2 separate regions of the Homo sapiens genome follow, and region 2 is linked to region 1. The links are chromatin loops, found by intact Hi-C in ENCODE. Cell type or tissue: endothelial cell of umbilical vein. All regions are shown on one strand. Links, peaks and the distances in the headings refer to the core of each region. The heading gives the core; the rest is flanking DNA. Region 1 overlaps ANO10 (anoctamin 10). Region 2 overlaps ANO10 (anoctamin 10).

Evidence for each region. Peaks named below come from ENCODE experiments on the same cell type or tissue, not always from the same donor. Only the 100,000 strongest peaks of a DNase experiment are listed, where the experiment ranks them.
Region 2: a loop joins it to region 1, with 4 times the contacts of the local background. A loop is called at or near these places in 5 of 110 quality-filtered maps.

What each region holds. Positions count from the first base shown.
Region 1 is chr3:43,490,287-43,502,086 of GRCh38, reverse strand. All of the region lies in intron 11 of ANO10 (anoctamin 10), which reads left to right. Among named protein-coding and RNA genes, the nearest start is that of ANO10, 130 kb to the left of the region's middle. RefSeq lists an enhancer at 10,727-11,227. In endothelial cell of umbilical vein, for the core only: no CTCF peak of the experiment used is centred there; DNase peaks (open chromatin) are centred at 3,986 and 4,946; H3K27ac peaks cover 3,425 bases.
Region 2 is chr3:43,413,521-43,425,320 of GRCh38, reverse strand. The region is part of intron 12 of ANO10 (anoctamin 10); the gene reads left to right. Among named protein-coding and RNA genes, the nearest start is that of SNRK-AS1, 67 kb to the right of the region's middle. In endothelial cell of umbilical vein, for the core only: no CTCF peak of the experiment used is centred there; a DNase peak (open chromatin) is centred at 6,510; H3K27ac peaks cover 1,681 bases.

The DNA of each region.
Region 1 (11,800 bases), core at 1,403-9,402:
ATAGTGGTTGTACCATTTTACATTTCCACCAGCAATGCACAAGGATTCCAATTTCTCCGTATTCTCACCAACACTTGTTATTTTCTGGTTTTGTTTGTTTATAGTAGCCATCCTATGGGTGTGAGGTAAGGAGAAAAGTGGAAAATCACCAAACGGAGACCATCGTTGATACTGGTGTTCTTGTACTCTGTGGCTTAGAATAGGATGTGGGTGAAGTAATTGGAGACAGATCATTTTGATAGCTCCTTGGCTGGGGTCTGTGGCTATCCTCCTCCCCTTCTCCATAATACTCACTGTCATCTTCCACCACATTTCTTTCCACCAATCCCTGGACAGATTTAGTTCCATTCAGCAGAATATCAGTCATGTGTGGACATTATTATGCTGGGCTGTGTGGCAAAGTAGAAAGTGAATAATGAGCTGTCTTTCTTGTCAGGGTAACAATCTTAGTCTTCATTGCATCCAGGTAATGTGTTTTGGCCTCTTTCAACCTCTCTTCCCTTTGCTTTCCTCTGCCTCTCTACTAAGAAGCTTTGACCTCATGATTTCTCAGACCCCCTTCACTGCTTCAGATTCTCTAGATTTTTCATTTTGTGTTTTATTGTCTTTTTAAAGTATTGGGAATTTATAAGATTTTACACTTCCTGCTATAGTTTGGATGTTTGTCCCTCCAAACCTCATGTTGAAATATGATCTGTAATGTTGTGGTGCCTAATGGGCAGTGTTTGGGTCATGCGGGCAGATCCCTCATGAATGGCTTGGTGCCATCCTTGTGCTAACGAATGATTTCCCACTCTGTTAGTTCCTGCTGGAGCTGGTTGTTAAAGAGCCTGGTACCTCCCCTCCCTTTGCTTCCTCTCTTGCCATGTGACTGCATAGCTGGCTCCCCTTCACCTTCCATCATGAGTGGAAGCAGCCTGAGGCTCCCACCAGATGGAGATGCTGGTGCCATGCTTCTTGTACAGCCTGAAAAATCATGAGACAAATAAACCTCTTTTCTTTATAGATTACCCAGCCTCAGGTATTTCTTCATAGCTATACTAATGGACGATGGCATCTTCTGTTTCAGAATACAACTAATTTCTTCACTGAGAGATTTGAGTTGATTCAACTGTACGTACAGCGCCCTCCCCAGCCCTCTTACATACCTGTGTTATAAGATGGTCTGCCTTCCGTTTTTGTTGTTGTTGTTGTTGATCACCATTCTAGGTTGAGCTATAGGAAGTCATGTAGATGTCAAAGCTTATGGAGTCTTTCTAAACCTTCTAAGATTATGCCAACCCAATTCAGAGTATATACACTGATAAAGTAAGATATTTATTAGGATAATTTCTGTAATGGTTGTGTTTGTGCACTAAAGTGTCACTCAGGGTTGAAAAGGCAAATCGTGATTTCAGTCAATTACATTCAAGACTGGTTTTACTTTTAATACCTGCAGAGTTATAGCTTAGGACAGAAGCTTAAGAGATCATACCACCACATTTCACTGAGCCTAAGGTTAACTTCTCCCACATTTTAGTACCTCTGAAATTGAATGTATTTTACAGTGGATATCAGGGAGCTGCCATCGTCAACATGTGGACAAATTTGAATGTCAACACTGGGCCATTTCTGGTAGTGTGATTTGGCAACAGCAACTCCTCATGGTTTCAGTCAGTATAGAAAATGAATTCTGGGTGGGGCTATAAACCTTTCATTGACCCCTTTTGATAAGATCAGAAAAAGCACCAGCATGGAAGCTTGCAAATGGATGCCAGCTGCTTGGAAGGAAATCCTGGATAGAGTGGTGAAGCACTGTTTTAAGGACTGCTGCATCACCCACACTGCTGAGGCCACATAAGAGGATTTTGTATTGGAAAATTTGTGCATTGTCAACTCTGAGATAAAACTTGATTTAGAAGTCTTGGACTCTGAATGTTTAAAAGATCTAGTAGTACATGGGGCTGGGCGCAGTGGCTCACGCCTCTAATCCCAGCACTTTGGGAGGCCGGGCAGGTGGATCACCTGTGGTCAGGAGTTCAAGAGCAGCCCGGCCAACATGACGAAACCCTGTCTCTACTAAAAATACCAAAAACAAAAAACAAAAAAACAGCTAGGTGTGGTGGCATGCACCTGTAGTCCCAGCTACTCAGGAGGCTGAGACAGGAGAATCGCTTGAACCCAGGAGGCGGAGGTTGCAGTGAGCCGAGGTCACGCCACTGCACTCCAGCATGGGCGATAGAGTGAGTGAGACTCTGTCTCAAAAAAAAAAAAAAATCTAGTAGTACATTAACAAGCCTATATTTTGCTTATATTTTGTAGGTAGCACAGGAGTGATTATTAAAAAAAAATCTATCTAAAGAAGTTTTAAAAAGAGCCCTTCAAATTAGAATTCTAGGTAATAAGAACACTTTCTTTAATTATTTAATTGGCAGTATTTTTTTTTCTTGGTGGTATATGGGAGAATGGTGTGTCTTACGGTGTCTTACAGTTTTTGGTATCCTAGATTGTTGAAAGAATAATAGTGGGAAGTGTGGTTTGCCTGCATTTCTGAACTTCCTCTCTAGCACCCAGTTTTTGTACTGCTGCTGATCCTGGCTTCTGTGCCTTGCAAATGCCCTCTTCCCCTGCTCAATGCTCCTCCTGTCAGCCTACTTCCTATACTTCCTTTGATGCTCAATCTAAGACAGACTTCCTCTGCCAAACCCTCCCTAGTAAATACTTCCCCATCTAGAGCATTCAGTGTACTTCTATGGAGGTATATCATTTGAACTATACACTTGACTGTACATGGCTGTGGAAATGTTTTATATTTGTTTCATGACTGGGTTCCTCAACTGTAAAAGATTGTAAACTCTTTGTGATAGGGTCTCTGTACCCTATCACAAGTATCGTTTGATAAATACTTGCCGAGTTTATTTTCACTCTGCATTTGCCTGTGCCATTGTTAGAAATTTGAAGACACGTGAAAAACAAGGACAAACAGGGACAAACTGCCCCTCTCTCTAGTGGTTTCTCTACATGAGCCCTGGAACTGTGGTGGAGAAGGCTCAATGTAATCCCCAGGTTTTGGTGTGATTTTTAGCTTCTTCCTCAGTACTCACCACCACCTCAGGTAGTCGGGTCTGGGGACTTACCCCCAGTGCCCAAGCACCACAGCCTCAAGACTGTCGCATTGCAGAACCATTTGACAATGAACGATCATATATGTGTGTTTACCTTATATGCATATAGCAAGGATTAAATTATTTTATAGCACTGAGTACAAGAAATGTTATATCTTATTTTTCTGATTTTTATTCCCCTCTTACCCTACCTGCTGAAAAGGACAGTCCCATTCATATTTTGACTGCTCTTTGCTTCTCCCTGGGGATGCGCAAGAATAAGAGGGAGGATTATATTTTTTGAAAAACAAAGGACAGCATCAGTAAATCTCAGCTATAGTAAGCTGCATAGTCCAGACTACAAAGTAGAGGGAAGGGAATGGCTGGGTTTCCTCTGTGCTAAGCTTTGGACTTGGGATCTTTTAGGCAGGCTTTGAAAGCCACGGGAGGTGGTGTTTATTCCCTACTCTTCCCTCCATATGCCATCCCATCAGAGTTTCTGTTACTTTCTAGGACATGCTGGGGGCAGGTCTCTCCTATTGACACAATTGGTAGGTAACACTGCCATCAGGGATTGTCCTCCCAGGTTAGGTCACATCTGCCCTACTACACAGTTCTTCCCTCAATCAGCTGGATTTTGCAGGGGTGGAGGGCAGTTGGCTTGCCCGCTGAGTACCACCCATCTTCTGGGGAGGCATTAGAAATATCCAAGGTCAGAACAGCCAGTGGCTTCCCAAGAAGTGGGCAGGAAAACTCCCACTGTCTCCTTGCTGTACCTGCCAACAGCCAGTCAGTGGCCAAACCAAGCATCAAGTCTTATCCTGCTGCACATACACACTTTGTAGTGCAGAACAAGGCTTCAGTGATTCATACTTTTTAAAGAAATACATGAACAGAAAATTTGATGCTACTTACATCCTTTTAAAATAATTACCAGATTAATGCTTGATTCACAGCTGAGAATTTATTCTGATAGGAACACAGTATATGAGTCATTCCATATAAGAAGTACAGAGATGATGCAACAAAATTACAATTAAGCATCACCATTAAGATACATGCATGAGTTCCACTCTCAGGTCTTTTAAGTCCATGTTTAGAGTAGCTCAATTTGTACTGGCTTTTCCTTTCATATATCACAGCAAAAACAGTATCAAAAATATTGTATTTGAGGTGAATTAATAGAAATACAGAATAAAAATCTTTATTTCATAGAAATATGTAAATATATATCACAGAAATATACAAATCCCCCTCCATGCTGCTTCCCTCCCCCATGCAAACCACAGGCATAGGAAGGTTCTGTAGGAGGGCAGAGGGCATCTGGGAGGTGGTAGGGGCCCCTCCCTTCCCTCACTCCAGGGACTTAGGCTCCTCAGGATGTCTGTCTTAGGAACAGCTTCCCAAAGATTCAGTAGGGTGGATTCATTAACTAGCCTTAGATCCACCCTGCTGAGGGAACACAAGCCTGAAAGAGAGTTCCTTTCTCTACTTTTCTGGGACTGGAGTTTTCTGCAATCAGGAAAAACAGAGCAGAAAGTGTGTGCTGCTTGCCAGAGGTTGAAACTCTGAAGACAGTTCTCCCAAAGAAAGAGGAGGCAAAAGAAACATGTAAGGAGACAGGGTTATGTGACTAGGGGATACTTTTCTTTGTTTTGTAAACTATTAAAGTTTTCTATCTTTTCTCCTTAATTACAAAAGCATTACTCGCTTATTACAACCAGATAAAGATTATAGAGATTTCCTTCTGTGCACACGCTGACTTTTGTATGCTAGGTAAGTTTGCATGTGCCTCCTGTGGAGTAAGGAAGTAGGAATTACTCACACATTTACCCTCCAGTAGGTTTATTGTCTGCACTTAATTCAAAATCACAAAAATCTTTCGAAATGTGACAGAATAAGAAAAAGTGCTCACATATGTACTCTTCATCCCATCTACCAAAGAAAATTCTGCAATTGCTAACCCAGTCCCATCCCCTATCCCCATACTGCCAAGTAGGGTTGTTCTTTGTCTTTAAGGATGCAGTATATGAATATAGGAAATTCCATAGCTGGGGGAGGACATGGCCTAAATCACTGTGCATCATCAGGAACAGGAAGGAGCTTACATCACTGTACATCTTGAGGAACCAGGAAGGAGAAAGGGAGAAGAGAACAAAAATCAGAGGAGGATTTGAATTTTGGTTTGGACTTGGTTTAGTTGGGTGCTGTGGTTCAGGGGTGGGGGACAAAGGATAAGCTTCAGAGTGGTGAAGTGTGGAGAAAACTGGTGGGAAGAAAGGGGGAGACATGGTAAGTACCATGCAAAAAGTAAATAAAGAATAGAATAACCAGCTTGGGCAACATGACGAAACCTTGTCTCTGCCCCTGCTCCCCCACCCCCAAAAAATATATATATGTAAATTAGCAGGGTATTGTGGTGTGCCCCTGTAGTGCCAAGTAGTCGGGAGGCTGAGGTAGGAGGATTGCTTGAGCTTGGAAGATGGAGGTTGCAGAGAGCCAAGATCGTGCCACTGTGCTCAAGCCTGGGTGACAGAGCAAGAACCCGCCTCAAAAAAAAGAATAGAATTGTTCTTAAATTAGGTTTTGGTTTCTGATCTGTGCTTCTGAAATTTGACACTCCTTAGGAATAGACCACTAGGGTACCATGTTTGTCATGGCTACAATGGGGTTGCATATGTCAATATATACAGGTAAATAAATATATACCTTGCTCTTTGTAATGGCTACAGAATATTCCACATGGTCCAGCTTTTCTCCTGTCAGTAGGCATTCTGATTGTTTTCCGATATTTTGAGTTACCACCAGTGTAACTTTTCTATACACATACCCTTTTTCAATAGAGTATATATTCCTGAAAGCAGGATTGCTGGATCAAAGAGTAGGCACTACTTTTAATAGGTACAGTGAGATCATTTTCCCAAAAGTGTCCTGGTAACTTATTTATGAGAGCTCCATTTTCATATACCTTACTGTCTACTTGCTCTTAAAAATATTTTTCCTGGCCAGACGTGGTGGCTCATGCCTGTAATCCCAGCACTTTGGGAGGCCAAGGTGGTCAGATCATGAGGTCAGGAGATCGAGACCATCCTGGCTAACATGGTGAAACCCCGTCTCTACTAAAAATACAAAAAAAGTTAGCTAGGTGTGGTGGCAGGCACCTGTAGTCCCAGCTACTCGGGAGGCTGAGGCAGGAGAATGGTGTGAACCCAGGAGCAGAGGTTGCAGTGAGCCGAGATTGCGCCACTGCTCTCCAGCCTGGGGGACAGAGTGAGACTCCATCTCAAAAAAAAAAAATTTTTTTTTCACAAATTGGATAGGCAAAATGTTGTCTGAGGTGGCATTAGGTTCAATTTCCTGACCAGCATTGAGAAAGAATACTTTCTTATTATGTTCAATGGCCACTTGCCATGCCTCATCTGTGAAGCTGCCTACACATGACTTAAGCTCATTTTTCTTTTGAGTGTGGTTTATCTTCTTCTTGTGAATTTGCAGGAATTTTGTATTTTAAGTATATTAACTCTTTGGTCACATGTTACAAATATTTTCTTCTATCTGTTGTTTAGTATTTTTTGTCTCTGGCATATATCACATACATACTTTTTTCCATTTTTTATATAACCCAAGTGTATATTTTTCTTTGTTTCTCCTGGTGTCTTGTCTTGCTTAAGACTTCCAAATAATCCTCAAAATTTCTTGGTGGAGTTTTGAATTTTGTTTGCTATGTGTCTTATTTACATTTAGATGTTGAATTAATTTTGAAATTATTTTTGTTTTTTTAAAATTATTTTTGTTTTGAAGTAGGAGTCCAACTTCATATTTTCCAAAGAAATAGTCATTTATATCATTTATTAAACCGTCTTTTCCAGTAACCTAAAGTCCTACTTTTATCACGTTATTTTGAGATTCTCTTCTATTTCACTGACCTTTTTGTCTGTTTTTGAGCCAATCCATATTGTTTTGATTATAGTTGTTATAGTAAGTTTTAGTATTTGATAGGGCAAAATTTTTCCTAAAAATTTTCCTACTACAATTTTTCTCTAGAAATTTGTTGATAATTCTTTTATTTTTTTTATATAAACTTTAAAATTACTTAGTTCAGCTTCAACAAAATTCATTAGGCCCTGATTGAAATTGTGTTACATTTGTATATGAATTTTGGAAGGAATAACACTTTTGTGATGAGTTTGTCCTCCTAAAAACGTATTCACTGTCTCTGTCAATGACTTATTACATATCCTTCAATAAAATTTTTTAGTTCTTTCACATAAGCTCTGTACTTTCCTTGTTTTTCGTTGGTAATTCATTGCATTTATTTCTCTTGTAAATAGTATTTTTCTAATCAATCTTCATTTTTAACTAGTTCTTACTGCTATAAAGAAGAGCTTTTGAAAAATATGTCCCATAACTACTAAGCACTCTTATTAGTTATAATTGGTTGTTAGTTTTTCTTGGGTTCATACTCATAGCTGCAAATGAGGATAATGTTTTCTTTTTTCTGCTAATACTCATACTATTTATTTATTTATTCATTCTATTTTTTATTTTTTGAGATGGAGTTTCGCTCTTGTTGCCCAGGCTAGAGTGCAATGGCGCAATCTCAGCTCACTGCAACCTCCGCCTCCTGGGTTCAAGCAATTCTCCTGCCTCAGCCGCCTGAGTAGCTGGGATTACAGGCGTCTGCCACCATGCCCAGCCAATGTTGTATTTGTAGTACAGACGGGGTTTCACCATGTTGGCCAGGCTGGTCCCGAACCCCTGACTTCAGGTGATCCGCCTGCCTCAGCCTCCCAAAGTGCTGAGATTACAGGCGTGAGCCACCACGTCTGGCCACTTATACTAATTATTTTATGTTTGCTCTTATTGCATTAGCTAGGGCCTCAAAAACAATATTGAAAACATCTCTGTCTTAGTCTTTACTTGAATAGTGATAGCCTTATTATTTCACCATGTAATAAATTGTTTGCAGGCTGGGAGTGGTGGCTTATGCCTGTAATGCCAGCACTTTGGGAGGTAGAAGTGGGAGGATTGCTTAATGCCAGGAGTTCAAGACTAGCCTAGACAACAAAGCAAGACCCCATCTCTGTGAAAAAATGGAAAATTAGCCTAGTGTGGTGGTATGTGCCTGTAGTACTAGCTACTCAGGAGATTGAGGCAGGAGGATCACCTGAATCCAGGATTTGGAGATTACAGTGAGCTGTGATCATGCTACTGCACTCCAGCCTGGGTGACAGAATGAGACTTGTGTCTTAAGTTGTTTGCTGTGGGTTTGTAATAAATGATTTTTATTTAAGTATATTTTTCTACTTTTATTTTAGATCATTTTCTGTTTGTTTATCTTAATTGGGAATAACTATTGTATAGCAAGTGCTTTTTTAACCTTTATGTTTTTTTAACCTTAAATTATTTTTTATTGTGTTTCTTACCTCATTCAAGAGCTAATGGTCCTTTTTTGTGGAAATGTGGTAGCCTGTTTAGTTGCCATTATTTTAAATACTTTCAATAAATAAATGGCATATTAAATAAATTGTCTGATGTCCTGAAGAACAGGCATTATCAACTGTTTGAAGCATCAATTTTTTTTTTTTAAATTATACTTTAAGTTCTGGGTTACATGTGCAGAACATGCACTTTTGTTACGTAGGTATAAATGTGCCATGGTGCTATCAACCTGTCACCTACATTAGGTGTTTCTCCTAATGGTTTCCCTCCCCTAGCCCCCCATGCCCCACAGGCTCTGGTGTGTGATGTCGCCCTCCCTGTGTCCATGTGTTCTCATTGTTCAACTCCCACTTATGAGTGAGAACACACGGTGTTTGGTTTTCTGATCTTGTGATAGTTTACTGAGAACGATGGCTTCCTTTCCCTGCAAAGGACATGAACTCATCCTTTTTTATGGCTGCATAGTATTCCATGGTGTATATGTGCCACATTTTCTTCATCCAGTCTATCATTGATGGACATTTGGGTTGGTTCCAAGTCTTTGCTATTGTGAATAGTGCCGTAATAAACATACATGTGCATGTGTCTTTATAGTACAATGATTTGTAATCCTTTGGGCATATGCCCAGTAATGGGATGGCTGGGTCAAATGGTATTTCTAGTTCTAGATCCTTGAGGAATCGCCACACTGTCTTCCACAATGGTTGAACTAATTTACACTCCCACCGACAGTGTAAAAGTGTACTTATTTTTCCACAGGCTGTCCAGCATCTGTTGTTTCATGACTTTTTAATGACCACCATTCTAACTGGCATGAGATAGTATCTCATTGTGGTTTTGATTTGCATTTCTCTAATGACCAGTGATGATTAGCATTTTTTCATATGTCTGTTCACCGCATAAATGTCTTTTTTTGAGAAGTGTCTGTTCATATCCTTTGCCCATTTTTTGATGGGGTTGTTTGCCTTTTTCTTGTAAATTTAAGTTCTTTGTAGATTCTGGATATTAGCCCTTTGTCAGATGGAAAGATTGCAAAAATATTCTCCCATTCTGTAGGTTGCGTGTTGACTCTGATGATAGTTTATTTTGCTGTGCAGAAGCTCTTTAGTTTAATTAGATCCCATTTGTCAATTTTGGCTTTTGTTGCCACTGCTTTTGGTGTTATACACATGAAGTCTTTGCCCATGCCTATGTCCTGAATGGTATTGGACAGGTTTTCTTCTAGGATTTTTCTGGTCCTAGGTCTTACGTTTAAGTCTTTGATCCATCTTGAGTTGATTTTTGTATAAGGTGTAAGGAAGGGGTCCAGTTTCAGTTTTCTTCATATGGCTAGCCAGTTTTCCCAACACCATTTATTAAACAGGGAATCTTTTCTCCACTGCTTGTGTGTGTCAGGTTTGTCAAAGATCAGATGGTGGTAGATGTGTGGTGTTATTTCTGAGGCCTCTGGTTTTTTCTGAGGTGTTCTGGTTTTTGGAATTTTCAGCCTTTCTGCTCGGTTTCTCCCCATCTTTGTGGTTTTATCTACCTTTGGTCTTTGAGGTTGGTGACCTCAGTTGGAAATGCAGAAATCACTCATCTTCTGCTTTGATCTCTCTGGGAGCTGTAGACCGGAGCTGTTCCTATTTGGCCATCTTCCAACCTTTATGTTTTAATTTATGGTTATCTTTTCACTTAAAAACGTAATAAATTATGTTGATAGTGTTGCTAATTTTAAGCTATCTCTGCATTCCTGAAATAAACCATGTTATATTATTATATTATATCATATTCTGTATATTTTTCTGTTAATTTGTTACTGGTGGTGAATCCATATGGGTTTGCAGCAACTTCAGTTCTTGCCTCTTCAGAAGGATTTGACCAAGGGGTAAGGCAGAAGGAGAGACCGAGGCAAGTTTTAGAGCAGGAGTTAAAGTTTACTAAAAAGCTTTAGAGTGGGAATGAAAGGAAGTACAGTACACTTGGTGGAAGAGGTCCAAGCAGGTGACTTGTGAGATGGAGTGTGCAGTTTGACCTTTGACTTAAGGGTTGTTTGTTGTTTTTTCTTGGAGATGGAGTTTTACTCTATCCCCCAGGCTGGAGTGCAATGGCGCAATCTTGGCTCACTGCAGCCCCCACCTCCCTGGTTCAAGCGATTCTCGTGCCGCAGCCTCCTTAGTAGCTGGGATTACAGGTGCCTGCCACTACGCCTGGCTAATTTTTGCATTTTTAGTAGAGATGGGGTTTCGCCATGTTGGCCAGGCTGGTCTCGAACTTCTGACCTCAAGTCATCTGCCTGCCTCAGCCTCCCAAAGTGCTGGGATTACAGGCATGAGGCCACTGTGTCTGGCCTGACTTAGGGTTTTGTATGTTGGCATACTTCCAGGGTCTTGGATTCCTTCTGATTCTTCGCTTGAGGTGAGATGTCCACATGCACAGCAGCCTACTAGTGCTTGGGAGATGAGCATGCACAGTGTGTTTACTGGAGTTGTACGCATGCTCACTTGAGGTCCTTACCAGTCAAATGTCCCTGGAAGGTCATATGCCATTTAAACCCCGCCCCCCTGCCATTCTGCCTCTTAATATGCATGCCTGAGCCCACTTGTCCAACTCCTGAGATCTTATCGGGAAGCTGCTGCTCACCAGTTTCAGGTGTTCTCTATCTATTAGGAGACTGCCTTTCCCTGGCACCGGCTGTGGCCAATTATTATTTTAGAAAGAGAGTCAGCAACCGCCTGACCATCACCTGATGGTCACCTGACATTCCAGGTGTGTGTGTGGGGGTGGTGCTGGGAGCACCCTTCTGCCCTCCTCATGCCTGACTAACTACCTACTGTAACAAATTCACTTCTGGGTTCTATTTGCCGGTACTTGATTTAGAATCTTTGCATCAATATTTGTAAGTGAAATTGGTTTCTGTTTTTCTTTGTCATACTTTGGTATTAAGTGTGTTCCGGCTTTTTAGAATGAATTAGGAGGAGCCTTCCATCTTTTTCTATGGTCTAGACCAGTTTGAGTACATAGCAAGTATCTGTTCTGTGATGATGCCTACTGCTCTATATTAATAAGGCTGTGGAGTATTACTGAGTTTTTAATCTTCACTATTATGATCTTAAAATATGACCTTGTTTTAAAAGGAGTCCTCTAAAATACTTTTCTTCCCCCTCTTCCAAGTTGCCAGGTTTTTGGTTATCTCATTGTTTTGCTTTTTATTTCACTTGTGTTTAGATAAAAAGTTTTTAAATTTCACATTTTTAGGCTGGAAACTTATTGCAACAGGAGGGAATATTTAGAGA
Region 2 (11,800 bases), core at 1,631-9,630, 77 kb after region 1:
ACAGTGGCTCATGTCTGTAATCCTAGCACTTTAGGAGACCAAGGCAGACAGATAGCTTGAGACCAGCCTGGGCAACATGGCAAGACCTCATCTCTATTTAAAAAAAAAAAAAAAAAAAAAGTTACAGTAAATACATAAGCATTTTTAATGGAAACTGTAAAATTTTACAGCCTAGAATTAAGGTGCTAAAGTATTTGACTATTGAATAGGTAATCACATATTAATCTGCTAACATCTAGTTCAGAATGAAATGTTAAATCCAAATACAGAATTAGCCTCTAACAAAGCCAATAGCCACAGTCCTTAGGAAGGGGTGGTCTACTTCCTGGGGCCCCAAGTCAGGTCTAGGCCCAGTAAAAAGTACCAAAGTTTATGGTATATCTATCATTTGGGTGGCCTGTCTGAGCCTGCCTCTCCCTTTCTTCTTTCACTGGAAGGTTTGTCTTCCAGCCCTGTCACCACCCAAAGGGTTCATTTCGCCCGCTGCCCAGATAGAGCCAATTTATCAAGACAGGAGAATTGCACTAGAGAACTAGTTTAATTCATGCAGAGCAGGTTGAACATGAGAGCAGTTTTATTATTACTCAAATCAGTCTCCCCAAAAATTCAGACTAGAGTTTTTCAAGGATAGTTTGGTGGGTAGGGGGCCAGGGAATGGGGAGTACCGACTAATTGGATCAGAGGTGAAATCACAGTGAGTCAAAGCTGTCTTCTTCAGCTGAGTCAGTTCCTGGGTGAGGGCCACAGGACTGGTTGGTGAATCTGGTGGAGCCATCAGTCCTCAGAAATGCAAAAACTGGAAAAGAGATTTTAAAAGACCGATCTTAGATTCTACATGTTATCTGCAGGAGTAACTGGGGAAGTTGCAAGTCTTGTGGCTAATTTGTTAGTTTTATAAAGGTGGTCTGGCTCCCAGGCAAGAAAGGAGTTTGTTTCAGGAAAGGACTGTTAATCATCTTTGTTTCAAAGTTAAACTATAAACTAAGTTTCTTCCAAAGTTAGTTCGGCCTTTGCCTAGGAATGAGCAAGGGCAGCTAGCTTAGAGGTTGGAAGCAAGATGGAGTTGGTTAGATCAGATCCCTTTCAGTGTCATAACTTTCTCACTGCAACGATTTTTGCAAAGGAGGTTTCAGCCCTGTGTAGCTGCAGAGAAGTGACTTGACCTTCCTGTATTAGAGTCCCCCCAACACTCAAATGGGGCAAAGTCAGAATGAGGCTGGAATGAGGCAATGTGAGTAAGACCCATTATGGAGCAGTGTGTTGGGGGAATGAGGATGATGAGGGAGGAGGAGGACCAACTCATGCATTCGCTGGGTGAACCCAGCAAGGAATTCTAGGATAAAATGGTACCGTAACATCAGATTTGCCTGGAGAGTCAGAATTCTACCTTTGTGGCAATCCCACCTATTTTCATGACCTAACACAGCTGGGCTGTAATAACAATGAGGTAGTAACAGCTGACATGTAGTGTGTGAGAACATGAGCCAGGCACTGTTCTAAACCTTTTGCATGTGCCAGTGTCTCTTCAGAACAGCTCTCCACGGTAGGGTCTGTTAGCCATTTGCAGGTAATTTTTTGCACAGTAAATTTCTCTCCAATTGATAAAATGATAACCTCCTTTAAAGATGATTAATGCACAAATAAATACTGGCTCCTTTGCACCTTTTGGGTCTAGCAAGATTCCCAAGCACTCCTACTTTGTAACTCTGACCACCAGTATACCTGCCCTCTGCAGTCAGCTTCACAGACCCCACCTCCTGGAGAAAGCCTTCTTCCCATTGTGTAACAGGAGCCTGGTGCCCATTTCTGTTCATTTGCCCCACTATAGTTTGTTCTGTTTCAGTCTCCCTTGTGAGCTGCGAGGTCCCCGAGGGCCAGGTGATGACTCACTCACTGCTGAGTCCCCTCACCCAGCATAGGGCCTGGCGCCCAATAGACTCTGAATAAATATCCACTTAATCAAACTGAGTTTGTTGACTCACATGTAATTCACAAGCCAATATATTAAATAAATAAGGACAAATGATGTCCTTGGACAAAAAAAAGAGTCTTAAAATAGATACTCTGGCAGAAATGGAAACAGGTCATGTGCCTTTCTGGGATCACTGGGGAAGAGAATGCATTCTGAAGAATTGTATGTGGACACTTTAGAAGGACCACATACCTTGCCTTGATAAAGCTCAAATCCTTTTTTTTTTTTTTCCAAAAAAAATCTGACTGTGATTGACATCAGTAACAAGAGTAGCTCCCCAAGATTGTAAAATAACCCCAAATCACGCAAGAAAGAATTCTAAAATAGTTTGTACTTTGCACTTGTACTTGTTAGCTAGAAAACTAATTCAGGCTCTGGAGCAATCCTCCTTTTATCACTGATGGGTAGACTTTTTCCTCCTGTATTTTATGTTTTCACTAGAGAAAAATTTCTTTAAAGTGCACAGAGGCATCCAGACAGTAAAATAAAACTACAGCTCTTCTGATCGTTGTCTTCCTCAGTAAACAATGTATGTAAGTGACTACTTATCTCATTGGTTTGCTAAGCAAACTGTAAAATTTATATATCTTAATATTCCCCGTAGATGTGAGAAACATGGCCAAATCATAGGCAGATTTATTTTTTCTTATGAAAACTACTGAATAGGCTGTGAAATGGAATAAAATTTACCATTTTTCAAGTCACCCCATTGATAGATTGGAAGCAATGTGGTAAGAGGGGGCCTGGAGGCACAGGTCCATTCCACAGAGAAAGGCCTTGGGGCCACTATGCTGTAGAAGTGATGGCTGTGTGCTTGGGACCATTTTCACAGATGTCATTCAAATGTATTTGCATTGGTAAAGAAAAAACTTGCCTCATAATAAATTCTAGAGATATCAGAATGCTTAAAACTATATTTAAAAACAACAAAAAAGGGTGGGCGCGGTGGCTAACACCTGTAATCCCAGCACTTTGGGAGGCTGAGGCAGGCGGACCACAAGGTCAGGAGTTTGAGACCAGCCTGACCAACATGGTGAAACCCCGTCTCTACTGAAAATACAAAAATTAGCCGGGCATGGTGGCACGCACCTGTAATCCCAGCTACTCAGGAGGCTGAGGCAGGAGAGTCGCTTGAACCCGTGAGGCAGAGGTTGCAATGAGCTGAGATCTCACCACTGCACTCCAGCCTGGGCGACAGAGCGAGACTCCATCTCAAAAAACAACAATAGCAACAACAACAAAAAAGATGTATTCTTTTTTAAAGTTAGAGTTCCAATCTCATATTCTGTATTAGATTAATAATTGCATTGCCATGATGGTCAACATATGGGAGAGCAGCTCTTCTTTTGCAGGTAAATGCCTAGGATTGGCTTATGTATCCATTTATTTACTTTTTATTAAATATTTTAGGAAATTAAAAGATTATACTGTTAGATGAAAAAGTTATGAAGAGGGAGGTAGAGATTTTATGTTACACGTATTTTACCACAATAAAAAAACTTTTTTTTTTGGAGACATGGTCTTACTCCGTCACTCAGGCTGGAGTGCAGTGGCACGATCACAGCTCACTACAGCCTTGACCTTCCAGGCTCAAACAATCCTGCTTCCTCAGCCTACCAAGTAGCTGGAACTACCAGTGTTAGCCACCACACCTCTCTAATATTTTGTATTTTTCTGTATATTTATAGTAGAGACAGGGTCTTGCCATGTTGCCCAGGCTGGTTTCGAACTCCTGGGCTCAAGTGATCTGCCCACCTGGGCCTCCTAAAGTGCTGGGATTACAGGTATGAGCCACCATGCCCAGTTCTTTTCTTTTCTTTATTTTTTGAGACAGGATGTCACTTTGTCACCCAGGCTGGAATGCAGTGGAATGCATGCTCACTGCAGCCTCGACCTCCCAGGCTCAAATGATCTTCCTGCCTCAGTCCCCCAAGTAGCTAGGACTATAGGTGTGCACCACCATGCCCAGCTAATTATTATTTTTATTTTTTGTAGAAACAAAGTTTCACCATGTTCCCCAGGCTGGTCTAGATCTTCTGAGCTCAAGCAATTCACCCACATTGGCCTTCCAAAGTGCTGGGATTACAAGTGTGAGCCACCGCTCCCAGCCCTGGCCAGTTCTTTTCTTGAGACAGTCTTGCTCTGTCATCTACCCTGGAGTGTGGTGGCGCAATCTGGGTTCCCTGCAACTTCCACCTCCTGGGTTCAAGCAATTCTCCCACCTCAGCCTCCCGAGTAGCTGGGACTACAGGTGTGTGCCTCCATGCCCAGCTAATTTTTGTATTTTTAGTAGAGACAGGGTTTCGCCATGTTGGCCAGGCTGGTCTCAAACTCTTGACCTCAAGTGATGCATCCATTTTGGCCTCCCAAAGTGCTGGGATTACAGGTGTGAGCCACCGTGCTTGGCCCCTGGCCAATTCTTTTTAAAAGATTATACTGTTGGCATCATCGAATTTAAAGATACTGGTCTATGACTACCAGACAAGAAGCTTTTTGGAAGCAGGATTACTCCAGAAATGTAGATTTATAATCGTTGAATGAAATAGTCATTAATTAAGTGAACATCATTAAGGTCAAAGCCCCATCCCTTTGTGCCTTTTTTCAACTATTAAGTGCTAATCCTTTGACTTTGAAATTATCCTGTGTGTGTTATAGTTGGGTATTAGATTCAGGAAACCATTATTAAATATTTAATATACTTTCCTACACCAAAAGTGTAGGAAACCACACTTAAAAAAAAACTTTGTTTTTAATTACTAGTAAACTGCTAAAATAGGAAATTTTTTGTTTACTGTAACAAACAGTATTCCTTTCCTTTCCTTTCTTTTTCCTTTTCTTTTTCTTTGTCTTTTTCCTTTGCTTTTGCTTTTTGTTTTTGTTTTTCTTTTTCTTTTTTGAGACAGGGTCTGGCTCTGTTGCCCAGGCTGGAGTACAGTAGCATGTTCACAGCTCACTGCAACCTGCAACCTGCACCTCCTGGGCTCAAGCTATCCTCACACCTCAGCCTCCTGAGTATCTGGGACTACAGGTGTGCGCCACCATGAAGGGCTAATTTTTGTATTTTTTGTAGAGACAGGGTTTCATCATGTTGCCCAGGCTGGTCTCAAACTCCTGGGCTCAAGCAATCCACCCTCCTCAGCCTCTCAAAGTGTTGGGATTACTGGCGTGAGCCACTGTGCCCAGCATATTTTTTACTTGATTTCCAATGCTATAGGATCTCAAGAATATGACTGAATATTATATTATGTAATAAACATAGAGAAACTGGGCTGAAATATATTAGTGATTGATAGGCTAGGAAATTTAGACTTTTAAAGTAAAGCCCTAAGAACAACATGTTTGCTCATTTGTTTCTTTCTCTTAAGAATAGAATGTAGAAAACAAGAAATGTTTGGATTTAAGAACTCTTTTAAATACTACCTAAAGGAAAATAATCACTTCATAAAGAAATAATGCTTATGAGAACATAAATAGTAATATAGTGAACCCATATGTAACTCAAAATGAAAATACAGATATTAAAATTCAGCAACAGCTGGGTGCAGTAGCTCACGCCTGTCATCCCAGCACTTTGGGAGGCCGAGGTGGGTGGATTGTTTGAGGTCAGGAGTTCAAGACCAGCCTGGCCAACATGGTGAAACCCCATCTCTACAAAAATACAAAGAATTAGCCAGCCATGGTGGTGCACAGCTGTAGTCCCAGCTACTGAGGAGGCTGAGGCAGGAGAATTGCTTGAACCCGGGAGGCGGAGGTTGCATTGAGCCAAGATCACACTCCAGCCTGGGCAACAGAGCAAGACTCCATCTCAAAAAAAAAAAAAAATGCAACAAATACTAATTGAATACATCTATGATTGAAACACAAAAATATATCAGAAGTTCTCTGCATCATATAATTGTCCAATGTTAGAGTTGAAAAATTCTATAGAAATGATCTTTTTAGGAATTCTGACTTTACAGATTAAGGAATGGATCTCCAGCTGTTGTTGTCAGCTTCTACGATGTTCTACAGTGATCCCTGCTGCCTAGTATTTATGCCCTTGTGGAGTCCTCTCCCACTTTGTATCTTGATTTTTCTGTGTGATCAGTAGAATACTGTAGAAATGACGTTATGTTTCTTCTGAGGCCAGGTCATTAAACAACATGATGGCTTCTGCCTTCTCCCTCTTGAATCACTCTTCCTCTTGCGAAGCTAGCTGCCATGTTGTGAGGACACTCAGCCAGCCAGTGTAGAAGCCTACAGGACTAGGAACATGGCTTATTGCCAACAACCATGGGAGCAAGTGATCTTGGAAACAGATTCTCTGGGCTAGGAGTTGGCAAACTTTTTCTGTAAAGGGCCAGATAATAAATACTTTAGGCACGTGGGCCATCCAGTCTCTATCACAGCTAATAGTTCTGCTGCTGTAATGCAAAAGCAGTCTTAGACATACGTAAATGAAAGAGCGTGGCTATGTTCCAGTAAACTTTGTTTACCGAACAGGCTGTAGGCCAGTTTTGGCTTAGGGACCTATTGCCATTCCCTTCTTTAGCCTTAGCTCTAAGCCTTTGAATGACTGCAGTTCCTGCCTACATCCTGACTATAGCTTTGTGAGAGACTCTGAGCCAGAGCCACCCAGCTGCTTCCAAATTCCTGACGCACAGGAAGTGTGAGATAATAAATGCTTGTTCTAAGCCACTAAGTTTTGGGATAATTTGTTACGCAGTAATAGATAACCAATGCATCAACAATCCAGGAAGGGAGGCTGGGTGACAGATGAACTGTTTGGCTATGAGTTAATCATTGTTGAAGCCAGGTGATGAGTAAGTTGGGGTTCATTATTCTCTCTACTTTTGTATAATAAAATGGAAAAAGAAAAGGAAATTGGTCACTAAGAAGGATATGTGATTTGTCTAAAATCAGACCCTCAGCACTTTGAAAAAGCCCATGCTGTACACCCAGGTCTCTGGCCCTAAAGTCCCATGTTCTCTTAGCTACCTCTCCCTGCATAAGTAACAACCAATAAAGATCTAGCCCTTTGGCTAAGTTTTCCTTCCAATTCTTTGTTTGTTTGTTTTGGTTTGGTTTTTGTTTTGAGACAGTCTCGCCCTGTCACCCAGGCTGGAGTGCAATGGCACTGTCTTGGCTCACTGCAACTTCTGCCTCCCAGTTTCAGACGATTCCCCTGCCTCAGCCTCCTGAGTAGCTGGGATTACAGGCACCTGCCACCACCCCCATCTAATTTTTTTATTTTTAGTAGAGATGGAGTTTCACCATGTTGCTCAGGCCAGTCTTTAACTCCTGACCTTGTGATCCGCCTGCCTCAGCCTCCCAAAGTGCTGGGATTACAGGCGTGAGCCACTGCGCCCGGCCTTCCTTACAATTCTTTACCACCTTAGTACCTCCAGTTTAACATCCAAGACAATTCTTTGGACTTTGATATCATTGCTGTTATCGAACCATCCTTGAGGCTCTTTAGACCATAGACTATAAGCTTAGAGCTGAGGGAGGGAGCCTTGGTGAGACATGTATGGAATTGAACCTCCATGTGACCTGAAATATAATATTTAACATTTATTTAATTTTGCCATTGATAGAGCACTAGCAGTCCACTATCTTTATTAATCCTCGCACAGCCTATAAGAATAGACCTGTCAGGTCGCAATATAGCAGTTTATGTTTGACTTTAAATAAAAGCACTATTGAAGCAGCTACATTGTGTGGGGTAAATACCTGGGGTTCGTCGTCTTGCACCAAGAAAATTTAGGACACGAACACACGCGAGGAGTTTAGGAGTGGAAGTTTAATGGGCAGAATAAAGAGAAAAAAAGAAAGGAAAACAGCTCTCTCTCTAGTAAGAGAGGGGACTTCCGAGAGGAAAAGAGCAACCGGTAGTGGATGCGCCGGACTTTGTAGTCCGGCTTGAGGAGGCAGTGTCTGATTTAAGTAGGGCTCACAGATTGGTTCAGTCAGGTGTGACGTTTACATAGCCGTGGGGAAGGCTGGTCGCCCCACCCTAATGTTATTATGCAAATAAACTTTCCCCTTGGCCAGCGCCATCTTGTCTCCTTCTTACTACACATGTGGTTGGCAGAGAACGGAAGATGGAGCCACCATTTTGAATATGCCTAGTCCCAGGTAGTTCTTTCCTTCTGGCATTCACCCGTGCAAGTTCCCAGCTTGCCTGTCTGTGTCTGCAGCTGGACTTTACAGGCTGCTCTTTGTTAGAAAATGATTTGGAGCTGCTTTTCATTAAAAGGAAAACCTTACTGAGGACTTCTGTACCCTATCTGCCTAAGTAATTTCTTCTTAACTCCTGTATCACTATGTGAAGGTGCCTAGCACAGCTTTGGGCACATGGGTTCTAAATTAGAGTTTACCTTCCTTTTAAAATCCTATTGAAATTGGAAATGACACCAGAAGGGTTTTTGTTGGCATAAATAAGTTAATGAGGCGATTGTTAGGTACACAGAGTGGATGTTTGAAATAACTCGTCTTTTGATCCATTGCATTGATCAAATGGACTTGCCTCCCCAGAATGGTTGATGATTGACAATAATCTCTAAACTTGGTTGGATTAAGAGGCTGGGAATGGATGGGGGATCCTGTGGATTTTCAGGGTAACCATGAAATCAGATTTGGTATTGGGTTCTGACTATGTCATGTTTTCTGGGTGTTTAACCAGATGTCCTTGGTAATTCCATTTACAAATGAGCTAAAATTATGTGAACAAGGCCTCACAAGTAAGTAGTGGGAGAGCAAAAAGCAGAATACCAGACCTGCTAAAATGCCACTGGACTATGAATTTCAGTTGACAAATACATCTTCTCCTCCTTTTCCTTTCAGAATTCTGTTTCATGTTGTATTTTCCTATTAATAAAAATATGGTTGAGAACAAGTGAATTTTCCCCCATAAATTTTTGAGTTTTGTATTTTTATTTTTGATGGCTATTCTTTTAGATAGACTCTACAAGGCAGTTACTATCTGCCAACTAACTGTTATCAAGAGGTATAACTAAACGTTTGATCTCTCTCCCAAACCAGTTTGGAAAGAATCTTGTATTATTTGTTATTAGGAAAATAAATGGATCTCAGGATTCTCCCCAGGTCTTCATCCAAGTTGCTCTAAGCAGTGTATGCGTAGATTTGTAGACACTTTTTGTTTGAATATTTCTGAAAAAAGATAGGCATATTTTAAATTTGCAAGTCTGGTTTTAGTCACAGGCACAAGAGAAAATGAACTGCCAAATGTCTGGAAGATACAGCTCCAACCCCTCTACTTTCATATGTGAGAAATATTGTTTTGATTAGAGATAGAATAAATCCAGGTAGACTTTTTTTTTTTTTTTTAACTTCTTGGACTGAGTTCACTTTTTAAAATGTCAGTTGTGGAAAGCCATCTTTAACAACATCAGTCTAGGTTATTTAAACTTTATCCAGGATAGCTGTCCACAGATCACTTCTGTGAGAATGATGTGTGATTTAACAATTATAATCAGGGAAACTCGCTAAAGAATTGTCATTTTTTGGCTAGGCATGGTGGCTCATGCCTGTAATCCCAGCACTTTGGGAGGCCGAGGCGGGTGGATCACTTGAGGTCAGGAGTTCGTGAGCAGCCTGGCCAACATGGTGAAACTCTGTCTCTACTAAAAATTCAAAAATTAGCCAGACGTGGTGCTGTGCACCTGTAATCCCAGCTACTTGGGAGGCTGAGGCAGGAGAATTGCTTGAACCCAGGAGGTGGAGGTTGCAGTGAGCCTAGATCATGCCTCTCACTGCACTCCAGCCTGGGCGACAGAGCAAGACTACATCTCAAAAAAAAAAGAAAGAAAGAAAGAAAAAATAAGAACTGTCATTTTTATTCACAGTCTGTACTAAAACATTGGCTTTTGAGTGAAGCATTTTGGTTTGCTGAGGACATAATCAAAATCCACCAGGAGCAGGGTGGGTGTTTTGTGTGTCTTGGTGTTGATAAAATGGCTGTTGGAATCAGGTATACATGTCTTTAAAAACCAGCTTTCACCATTACTAAGTAACCTTGGGCAAGTTACCAAACCTCTCGGCCTCAGTTTCTTCCTCTGTAAAATGGGCACAGCCGGGCACGGTGGCTTACACCTGTAATCCCAGCACTTGAGGAGGCCAAGGCGGGCAGATCACTTGAGGTCAGGAGTTCAAGACCAGCCTGGCCAGCATGGTGAAACCCCATTTCCACTAAAAATAGAAAATAATGAGCCGTGTGTGGTGGTGCATGCCTGTAATCCCAGCTACTCAGGAGGCTCAGGAACGAGAATCTCTTGAACCCAGGAGGTGGAGGTTGCAGTGAGCCGAGATCATGCCACTGCACTGCAGCCTGGGTGACAGAGTAAGACCCTGTCTCAAAAAAAAAAAAAAAAAAAAAAAAAGCACAATGACAGGAACAACCATACAGGGTGAGGAAGTAGTTAGGCCCAGGTCATTGACTTTAAGTCTGTGGCTTTTCTACCATATCAATTAGGAAGATGCAGAATGAACAGAGCACATGGGTATAAGTAACACAAAATTCTTAATTGAGTGTAACAAAGAAATTGTGGACCATCAGGATATAAAATATTTCCATGCTTAGAGATGGATGGTTTTAATACTCCATTCTTAGAGATCTTCCAGAAAAGAAGAAACCACTTTCTTTGGAAAATTACGTGCTTTCTGGCAAGAAGCAGTCTCAGATCCCTCCCAAACCTGTGAGTCCTTAAAAATATTTACTATCCCACTGTATTTTAACCAAAAACAGGTCGTTTTGAAAGGCTAATTAGCCAAAACTAATTTGGATTTTAAATGAATTTCTAGAAATGAAGAGTGGTATCAGGTCACCAAGCAGTAGCCTTCCTTCAAAAATTATGAGGCTCCTGTTGGATATCTCTTTTGGGACTCAAGCTTGAAAGATAAATCTACTCTTTTCATGCCAGAATACACTGAGCAGTTGATTTGAAATAAATCAGAACATAGAGTTTCTAATAATATTAATAATATTAAACATATAGAATTGAGCTGCAAGTATAGTATCTTGTCTGTGTATCAGTCACTATTCCTTTTCTCTTTGCTGCTCTCTCCCCATTTTCGTCTTCTTTTTATTCTGTTTTTCTGAAAGGGAAAAGGACTAACTGCACAGAGTAGCCATTGTTTGAACTGATGTTATCTGAACGCCCTTCTTTTTGTGTGTGTGCTTGTGTTACTATTTGTTTTCTTCATTTCCTTTTAGCAAAATATCCTGCCTTTTCTTCTGTTTATCTTTGCTGGTGCTCATGCATCCTTTCTTTATTCTGGTGGTTCTATCTTCCAATCTTCAAAGCTCTTGTCTCAAACCCTTCCTTGGAAAGGTCTCGGTCCTTGTGGTCTGTGCTGTTAGCCAGAATTCCTGCCTGGGAAGCTGTGTGTGGAGGATGACTTCTCTCATGAAGGCTGCCTTCTCTTGTGGGGAGGCAGGGGGAGATGGACCTGAGAGAGCCCTTCTAGTGCAGCTGACTGTGGTGGGGCCTGTGAGACATGCAGGCTACTTTCCTGGTAACAGCAGGCAAGGTGAAAATAGATCTAATCCAGATCCTGTTACGGATTCAGCCGTGCAGTCAATTTGTCACTGTTCTCTGAAGAAAACGGTCTGCCGCTGTTGATGATCATAAACTAACTCACTTTTAAATGTTGACATACTAGATGGCTGTGTTAGGCTGTTCTTGGATTGCTGTAAGGAAATACCTGAGACTGGTTAATTTATAAAGAAAAGAGGTTTAATTGGCTCATGGTTCTGCAGGCTACACAGGAAGCATGGTGTTGGCTTCTGGGGAGGCCTGAAGGACCTTTTACTCTTGGGTGAAGGTG